Regions from separate parts of the Homo sapiens genome. Here regions 2 and 3 are each linked to region 1. The links are chromatin contacts, found by Hi-C or POLR2A ChIA-PET in ENCODE. All regions are on one chromosome and are shown on one strand. Each heading gives the region's core, a stretch centred on a gene start or an enhancer-like site at or near the end of the contact. The rest is flanking DNA. Distances are from core to core; before and after follow the strand shown.

Region 1 (2,986 bases), core at 348-2,847:
CACACTGGTAAGTGCGTCACCTTTACAGTTGGTTAGGACTGCCAGGCTGACGTCCCCATGAGAAGGTCCCTATTAATGCTAAATTCAGAAAACAATCCATGATGTGAAAGTATTGCATCAAACTACAAAGGCTCCCAAAGTGACATAACAACTCACATGAGTCATTAGAAGCTCACATTTCACTGCGTAAGTCTGACATTTTTACATAGTGGTGGGCTCTCTGGATTGCAGGGATGCAGGAAAACGGGCCCGTTTAGTATTTTATAATAACGCAGGTTTCAAAAACACTTGTTGGCCAGCCATCTATATAGAAAGTAGCAAATGATTCTATTTATTTGGTAGCTGCCACGAATAACTGCTTTAGAAGGGGATTTGTAAAAGCACCTGTAACCACAGTGAGTTACCTGCGCACTCAGGACCTACAGCATTCTGCAAGCCCCAACGCGAGCGCTTAAACCATCAGCCAGCTGGGCAGAGTGGCTCATGCCTATAATCCCAGCACTTTGGGAGGCCAACGGAGGTGGATCGCTTGAGCCCAGGAGTTTAAGACCAACTTGGGCAACACAGTGAGACCTTGTCTCTATAACAAATAATAATAAAAAAAAAAGGCCGGCACGGAGGCTCACACCTGTAATCCTAGCACTTTGGGAGGTCGAGGCTGGTGGATTACCTGAGATCGGGAGTTCAAGACCAGCCTGGCCAATGTGGTGAAACCCTGTCTCTACTAAAAATACAAAAAATTAGTTGGGTGCAGTGGCGCGCACCTGTAATCCCAGCTACTCTGGAGGCTGAGGCAGGAGAATCGCTTGAACCCGGGAGGCAGAGGTTGTGGTGAGCCAAGATCACGCCACTGCACTCCAGCCTGAGCTACAGAGCAAGAATTTGTCTCAAAAAATAAAAAAATTAGCCAGGCATGGTGATGTGCACTTGTAGTCCCAGCTACTTGGGAAGCTGAGGCAGGAGGATCACTTGAACTCAGCCAGGAGTTCAAGGCTGCAGTGAGCTGTGATCATGCCACTGTACTCTAGCCAGGGTGCACACAGGCACTCTAGCTTGGGTGACAGGGTGAGAGCTTGTCTCAAAAAAAAAAAAAAAAAAAAAAAAACCTCCAAAAACAAACAAAAAAAATTAGCCAGTGTTTACTCTCCCAGAACAGTCAAGAAACGAAGAAGGACATTGGGGCAAGAGAAGAGTGAACAGTGAGAATAGTTTGATGAGGAGATTGGGGCCTTGGCCTCCAAGATAAAAAAAAAAAAAAACAGAACTGAAAACATTTCTGTTCATTTTTCAAAGACAATCAGGGTTAGAAAGGTGGGGTCTAACTAGCATAGAAAACCTTGCAGTTGCTTTTCTTTTTGTAACAAGATGACAGCCTGAGCAGCCCAGCCTTCTCTCCATTGCTCCTCCACCCCTGCAGGCAGGTTTCTTTCTTTTGGTATTTTCTCTCTGTATTTGGCAGAAGTGTACACAGGACTGGGTACAAACGGCCAAAGCTGTCTTTTAAGAAAGCTAAAAGGAGCCAAATACAAGTGGTGTCCCAGGTGCTTTCCACACCCAGGTTTGGATGACTCACTGACCGAAGCTCTGACCCTCACTGCCAGATAGAAGCAGGGAGGAAAGGGTGTGGGGGGAAAGCCTGAGCCGGCTCAAAAAAGGCGCTCAAAGCACCCATGAGAAAGTAAGCAAGCCAGGGAAGCCCGGAATGGACACCCCATAGTCCCAAGCCCATCACTGTGGGACAAGGAACTGGAGCAAAGGGAAGGGGGAAGAAAATGAGGACAGAGGCTAGAACAGACTGGCTGTGTTTCCTGGCACCCTCTCCTCCACCTGTGGCCTAAAAACACACGAGATGCTCCCGAGGGGTAAAGGCAGGAACAGTGCACTCTTGTCTCCTATGGAGTGGCGCGTTTAGGTAGAGAAAGGTAAGGAACCAGGAACTGTCCTCATCAGCAGGAAAGTATGGTCTGGGAGAGAGCTGGAGAGGAGTGGAAGGAAGGAGGAAAGGCAGGTGTGTGTGGAGACTGTGCCAGGGGGTATGAAAAATGACAGCCCTGCCAGCTTCCTCATCAAACACAGTTCCTGGAACCTGAGCCGGGAGCAAGAAAAGGCTGAGGCCACATGCTCCTTGCCAGCAGCCAGCAGGTATACCCCTCGTTGGACACTGAACACCGGATCTGCTTCTTGCTGCCCCTTTGAGGACTGGGAGGACTGGAGAACACGTGTTTTGAGACAAAGTAGAGACAGTACAGTAATCTGCTGAGGGGGTAGGAGGAGGCCAGCATTCAAGGTGTAGACAGTTTGTTTAAATGCAGTCCAAAACCAGATGCTGCTCAATGCTTCTGGCTGGAACTCAGCTAGATTTTAACACTGTACTCAAAAACACAAAACGGCCAGGCACCGTGGCTCACGCCTAAAATCCCAATACTTTGCAAAGCTGAGGAGTTCGAGAACAGCCTGGGTAACATGGTGAGACCTTGTCTGTACAAAAGCAAAAAACTAGAAAAAACAAAAATACCCCACAGAACATCTTCTCCGAATAACACCTTTGTTTGCAGGGTGGCTGCAGAGTCAATGTTTAACATGTGTACACTCAAGACTTTTTTCAAAGTTTTGGAGACAGCGCCTCACAGAAGCCTAGGGAGCCAAGGATCCATGTGGTTCTGAGTGACAGCAGAGCTGCCTACCAGGAGAAAGATCAGGTCTGTGGGCTGAGGGGCCATCAGGTGACTTCCCAGGCTCCTTCCAGCTCTAATGCTCCGTGAATGGAAAATGCTCTAACACGACACTGGATGTAGCCAAGTGCTCCATATAACATGATTTAGCAGTGGTGATGCTGAACATCCCTGGAAGCTGAGAGTGAAGCCCAGCAAAGGAAATTAATGGAGCTCAATGGGCACCAACCTTCATACAGTGTCTATGCATGTGGCTAACACGATTCTGTAGTCATTAAGTCTGAAATTAGCTAATAACATTCTGATCCACAGTG
Region 2 (2,986 bases), core at 237-2,736, 380 kb after region 1:
AGATTTTTAGATAGATTCGAAGCAAAGAGGATAATGTGTCATGCTATCTTTTTTCTTTTGTCACAGCTATTTTTAATCTTGATTGGTTCAGAAGTTGAGGCATCCTGAAATTCTACTGGGTCCAGTCATAGCTGCATATACAATATACACCCTTCCCTTTGTTGGCTGTATGGGCATCTTTTTTCATTTCTTGATCTTTTCTCTAGTTGTTGCTTACAACACATCATAGTCAGACGATCAAGATTTATCCTCTCGGAATTTCTCTTAATAGTTCAACTGCTGGAGTCAGACAATTGAGTTCAAGTCTCACTTGCAAGCTCTGTGACCTTGAGCAAGTTCACCAGTCTTTCTAAATCTCATCTGTTAAATAGGCATAATAATGGTGCCAACTCACAGGGCTGGTGAGGATTAAAAGAGATTATTCACATAATGCCCTTAGCCCGGTGTCTGGCACTCAGTAAATTGTGACTGTATTTATCTCTCCTCTGCCAACCTCACCCTGCCTTCATACAGAGCCGTGCCTCCAGGGTGATCGGAAGCCTCAGCACCAGCATCCCCAGCAGCCTGTAAGAAATGCAAGTTTTCCATCCCACCTCGGACCCACACAGTCATCCCTGGGAGATCTATGTGTGGGACAAGTGTCAGAGGCACCCTACACTAGATTCTAGCTTCCTTCCACCTCCGGGTGGTTCTGCACACCAGCTCACACTTTGCTCTCAGGTCCTGCCCCACCTCATTCCTGGGAACAGTCCGGCTGCAGGTGTGGAAAGAGATGGAGGTAGATTCTGGGAAAGGGCTGTTGACTCAGTACTTCTGGATGGACCAAGGGCGTGGAGGGTATTTGGCCCATCCCTGCCTCAAGCACAGCCAGCAGAAAGGGGAACTGAAAGGAATTTCTGAGTATGCCTCAAGGAAGCCAGGGGAATTAAGCAAGCCCTTGGGGGAGGGGAAGGGCCTGAATCCCTGAATAAAGGTGAGGCAAGTCGGCTCTGGGATGCAAGCTTCCCAGTAAGGCTGCAACGGGATGCCCAGCTCCCTGATCAGCAGCTCTCCCTCTCCGTCACTCCACACCCTTCCGCCAGCCCCAGGGGACAGCGGCTGCATGTCCCAGCTGCACTGCCTGCTTTCCTCCACAGCTGTACCGGGAAGACAGTCCAGCCCCCACCCGTCACTCCTCTGACAAACGTTTGCCCTGGTCACCACGTATCTGGGTCATAACCAACAGATCTGCTTATTTGCCTCATATGGAAAGTTGTGAGCTCACTCAGGCCAGGATTTCAGTCATTCCTGCAACCACTATTTACCAAGTACACTGTGGCCAGGCTTCATCTGGGGGCCAGGATACAGCTGAGAACAAGGCAGACGAGGACCACAGCTAGCACCCCTTGTCCCGGCAGACTCATCCCACCAGCGGGGCTCGACTGATCCCCTTGCCTCTGCTCTCCCTCCCTAGGCTCCACCTACTCAGAAGTCCTCGGGCAGCATTTAAGGACACGAATCACCTGACTTCACTGCGGGGAAATCCTCTCACGGCATGACTTCCTGTCACAGTAGAATAGAACCCACGCTCCGACCCATGACCTACAGCTCTCAGCATGCTCACTCTAAGAGCTCTGCCAGCTTACAGCCCTCACGTCCTCATGGTGCCAGCAGCCTCCAAACCTGGTCCTGCGACACAGGATCTCTGTTGGTTCCTCATCCTGGGATGCTTTTCCCAGACCCTCCATGTCTAGCTCCTTCCTCCCATTATCTGACAGCTCTGTGGAATGCAACCCCACCCACCCATCATCACTATCTCCCATTCTGCCTTAGTTTCTTCCTTCGTTCTTCCTTTTCTTTTTGACAAGGTCTTGCTCTGTTGCCCAGGCTGGAGTTCAATAGTGCAATCATGGCTCACTGCAGCCTCAACCTCCTTGATCCTTGATCCTCCCATCTCAGCCTCCCAGGTAGCTGGGACCACAGGTGTAAGCCACCAAACCTGGCTAATTTTTGTTGTTGTTGTTTGCGTTTTTGAGAAAGGGTCTCACTCTGTTGCTCCCTGGGTTCAAGTGATTCTCCCATCTGAGCCTCCCGAGTATCTGGGACTATAGGCACGTGCCACTACGCCCGGCTAATTTTTGTTTTTGTTTTTGCTTTTGTTTTTGTTTGAGACTGAGTCTCACTCTGTTGCCCAGGCTGGAGTGTAGTGGTGCAATCTCCACTCACCGCAACCTCCACCTCCTGGGTTCAAGCGATTCTCCTGCCTCAGTCTCCCAAGTAGCTGGGATTACAGGCGCATGCCACTATGCCCGGCTAATTTTTGTATTTTTAGTAGAGATGGGGTTTTGCCATGTTGGCCAGGCTGGTCTTGAACTCCTGACCTCAGGTGATCCACCCACCTCAGCCTCCCAAAGTGCTAGGATTACAGGCATGAGCCACTGCACCCAGCCAGACTTGCTAATTTTTGTATTTTTTTTGTAGAGACGGAGTTTCACTATGTTGCCCAGGCTGGTCTTGAACTTCTGGGCCAAGTGATCTGCCAAAGTGCTGGGATTACATGTGTGAACCACCATGACTGGCCTGCCTTAGTTTTCTTAGTAGTATTTATCCCTGCCTAAAATTCTCTTCGATGACTATTGTCTTACACATGCATTTGTTTACTGATTTCTCTCCTTCCCTAGAACGTACAAGTTCCATGGAAGCAGAGACTTAGTTGGCTTGTTCACCACTCTATCTCCAATGCCTAGATGGTGGCTGGCACTCATGAGGAGCTCAATAAATATATGTTGAATGAATGGATGGAAAATGGTTGGATTTGGAGTTTATAGAATATCTCACTAAATTCTGGTCCTGAGGTCTTTTTTCTCCCACTCCCTCAGTAGAGGCACAGGCTTTTGAGATGGCCAGCAGGCTGCAAATGTGACTCCTTAGTCTCTAAGATTTGTTAGGGTGTCAATGATGGAAATCTAATGATACTTCCTGGCTCTAGTAGAAGTCCTTCAGGACG
Region 3 (2,986 bases), core at 175-2,674, 360 kb after region 1:
ATACCCGTTCTTCACTGCTTCATCAGTAATGATAACCCACAATTTTAGCATACCTTTCAAGGGCAAAGGCTTCTTTCCTCGGTCTCACTTGGATCTAGGCATGGTCAAGGGGAAAGCTACGGCTAATGGACTAAAAGCAGAAGTATCATGTTCAACTTCTGGGAAGTAGTATTAAAGAGAGGGGGTGTGTCCTTATTTCTCTTTCCTACTTGCTGCGGGCTAGAATGTGGATGTGGTAGCTGGAGCTCAGTAGCCATTTTGGGCCATGAGGTAGAAGCTCTGTGTTGATAAGAAGCCTGGGTTCCTGACGATCTTGGCCAGTATTGCAACCCTGGACTGCTGACCGTTACTATTTATGTGAAAGCTATATAAACTTGCATTTCTTTTTATTTTTATTTTTTTTTTTTTGAGATGGAGTCTCACTCTGTCACCCAGGCAGGAGTGCAGTGTCACGATCTCAGCTCACTGCAACCTCTGCCTCCCAGGCTCAAGCAATTCTCCTGCTTCAGCCTCCCAAGTAGCTAGGACTACAGGCGCACACCACCATGCCCAACTAATTTTTGTATTTTTAGTAGAGACGGGGTTTCACTGTGTTGGCCAGGCTGGTCTCAAACTTCTGACCTTGTGATCTGCCCACCTTGGCCTCCCAAAGTGCTGGGATTACAAGCGTGAGCCACTGTGCCTGGCTACAAACTTGCATTTCTGACAAGCTATAGTTATTTTTGGGTTTTTCTGAAACTTACAAATGAACCCATTTCTACCTAATGTACCATGGAAAGTAAATACACACACACACACACACACACACACACACACACACACACGAGAAGAAACAGCATTGCTTGGCTTCAAATCCAAACTCCACTACTTGCTAAGTGCTGTGTGTCTTTAGACAAGTTTCTTAACATTTCTGTGCTTCAGTTTCCAAACTGAGAAACTGGGAATAATAATAGTAACAACTGTGTAGTTTTTGTTTGGCTGGGTTTTTTTGTTTTTTTGTTTTTTGTTTTTGGAGGAGCAGATTAAATGAGAGAATATATTTATTTAAAGACATAGAACAGTGGTCTATACATAGCAAAGATTTGATACATGTTAGCGACGATCATCATGTAGGCACCATCCACATTTTCTTTTTCTTAAAACAGACTTTCACACTATTGCCCAGGCTGGAGTGCAGTGGCACAATCTTGGCTCACTGCAACCTCTGCCTCCTGGGTTCAAGCGATTCTTCTACCTCAGCCTTCCCAGTTGTTGGGATTACATGCGCCTGTCACCGTGCCAAGCTAATTTTTGTGTTTTTAGTAGAGACGAGGTTTCACCATGTTGGCCAGGCTGATCTCGAACTCCTGACCTCAAGTGATCCACCCACCTTGGCCTCCCAAAGTGCTGGGATTACAGGCGTGAGTCACTGCACCTCTTGGCAAACCATTTACACTTTCATTTCCTCATACTCTGCCTCTCCATACTAAAGAGTTTTCCTCATACTCTGCCTCTCCAAAACTATAGGGTTTTACCAAATATGTTTCCCCTTATTTTGTTTTCATTTGATGACTTCCATTAATGTCCCAGAACACAAAAAGAAACCATGTTAAGAGTAGTCAAAATGCAGTTTATGCATAGGCAGCCAAGGTATTTTCTTCAGACAATCTGCTGTAAGGCATGGGGTTGAGGAATGAACTGTGTCTAGAAAAATGGGTCGCTGGGGTTTGCTCTGTGTTCTCAATAACTTCCCTGTTCTGGTTATGAGTTCTTAGATTGTGTAGAAACATAAACTTCATAGCAGTAAGCACTAATCAGTACCTAGAGAAAGAGTAGCCTTCTCTGCTTAGAGGTTGTCTTTCTCAGTTTCTAAAGAAGCCTAAGTTTGAATACCATCTGTTCATTTGTTTATTTATTGAGTTATTCATGGGGATACAAAGTTAGATAAGAAGGGGTCCAGACTCCTAAGATGCTCACAGTTGAGTAAAGAAGGCAGATGCAGCTGCATTTCCTGTGCCTCTCTGGACATGCCTCTTCTCATGTCTGGCTCTCTGAGCCATGGGTGTCAGTGGGTGATTAACAGTTTGCTAGCAATAAAAGGTGGGGTGGTGCTTCTGGGAACTGATCCTCCAGAGGCGTCTGCACACGTATGGAAGGATGTACGTGAGCAGTTATTCACGGCAGCATCTCTTGTAGGAGCAGAAGCCTGGAAGCAACCCAAGTGTCGTCTTTAGAGGACTGGGTAATCCGTGAACATCCCACACATGAATACTACACAGCAGGGCAAAGGAGCAGGGCTGCTGTCTGTGCACAGACCTGGCAAGCTTTCCAGAAAATGCCGTGAAGAGACAAAAGCAAAAAGCATTGAGTATATATAGCTGGTTATATTTTGTGTAAGAAAATAGCATCTGTGTCAGTATTTGCTTGTATTTTCAGGAAGACTGGAAAGATATCAGTGACCTTAGAGAATATAAAGTAAGATAAAGGGTAACTCTAAGTGGAACAAGTTTTTTTTTGTTTGTTTGAGATGGAGTCTCACTCTGTCGCCTAGGCTGCAGTGCAGTGGCGTGATCTCGGCTCACTGCAACCTCCGCCTCCTGGGTGCAAGCGATTTTCCTGCCTCAGCCTCCTGAGTAACTGGGACTACAGGCATGCACCACCATGCCCCGCTAATTATTTTGTATTTTTAGTAGAGATGGGGTTTCACCATGTTGGTTAGGCTGGTCTCAAACTCCTGACCTCAAATGATCCGCCCACCTCAGAATTAGGTTTTAATGTTATAATTTGATAATTATCCTATTCAACAACATATCAAATCTGAAAGAAATCACATGAATTTTTTTTTATTATTATACTTTAAGCTCTAGGGTACATATGCACAACGTGCAGGTTTGTTACATAGGTATACATGGGCCATGCTGGTTTGCTGCACCCATTAACTCGTCATTTACATTGGGTATTTCTCCTAATGCTATCCCTGCCCCAGCCCCGCACCCCACGACAGGCC

What was found. Hi-C counts contacts between places; a loop is a spot of excess contacts on that map. ChIA-PET counts read pairs that join two places held with the same protein, here RNA polymerase II (POLR2A). Pooled maps may share reads with other maps.
Region 2: a pooled map shows a loop between it and region 1 (2.3-fold over the local background). The contact joins two enhancer-like sites. A Hi-C loop is called at or near these places in 1 of 168 maps with a recorded cell type or tissue (A673) and 6 of 50 pooled maps. POLR2A ChIA-PET finds 5 or more read pairs at or near these places in 3 of 52 experiments (MCF 10A, T-cell and naive thymus-derived CD4-positive, alpha-beta T cell).
Region 3: a loop to region 1 is called in a pooled map, with 1.8 times the contacts of the local background. The contact joins two enhancer-like sites. A Hi-C loop is called at or near these places in 1 of 37 single-sample maps with no recorded cell type and 2 of 50 pooled maps. POLR2A ChIA-PET finds 5 or more read pairs at or near these places in 3 of 52 experiments (GM10248, T-cell and naive thymus-derived CD4-positive, alpha-beta T cell).

Annotation. Positions count from the first base shown.
Region 1 is chr6:7,235,007-7,237,992 of GRCh38, reverse strand. All of the region lies in intron 10 of RREB1 (ras responsive element binding protein 1), which reads right to left. Among named protein-coding and RNA genes, the nearest start is that of SSR1, 77 kb to the left of the region's middle. RefSeq lists enhancers at 1,390-1,489, 1,770-1,869. Within about 2 kb of position 1,597, at least 14 of the 41 ENCODE cell types and tissues checked have a DNase peak (open chromatin) inside an H3K27ac peak, as active enhancers do.
Region 2 is chr6:6,855,236-6,858,221 of GRCh38, reverse strand. No RefSeq gene overlaps it. Among named protein-coding and RNA genes, the nearest start is that of LINC03055, 29 kb to the left of the region's middle. RefSeq lists an enhancer at 367-1,566. Within about 2 kb of position 1,486, at least 21 of the 41 ENCODE cell types and tissues checked have a DNase peak (open chromatin) inside an H3K27ac peak, as active enhancers do.
Region 3 is chr6:6,878,154-6,881,139 of GRCh38, reverse strand. All of the region lies in intron 1 of LOC105374903 (a long non-coding RNA gene), which reads left to right. Among named protein-coding and RNA genes, the nearest start is that of LINC03055, 6.0 kb to the left of the region's middle. Within about 2 kb of position 1,424, at least 4 of the 41 ENCODE cell types and tissues checked have a DNase peak (open chromatin) inside an H3K27ac peak, as active enhancers do.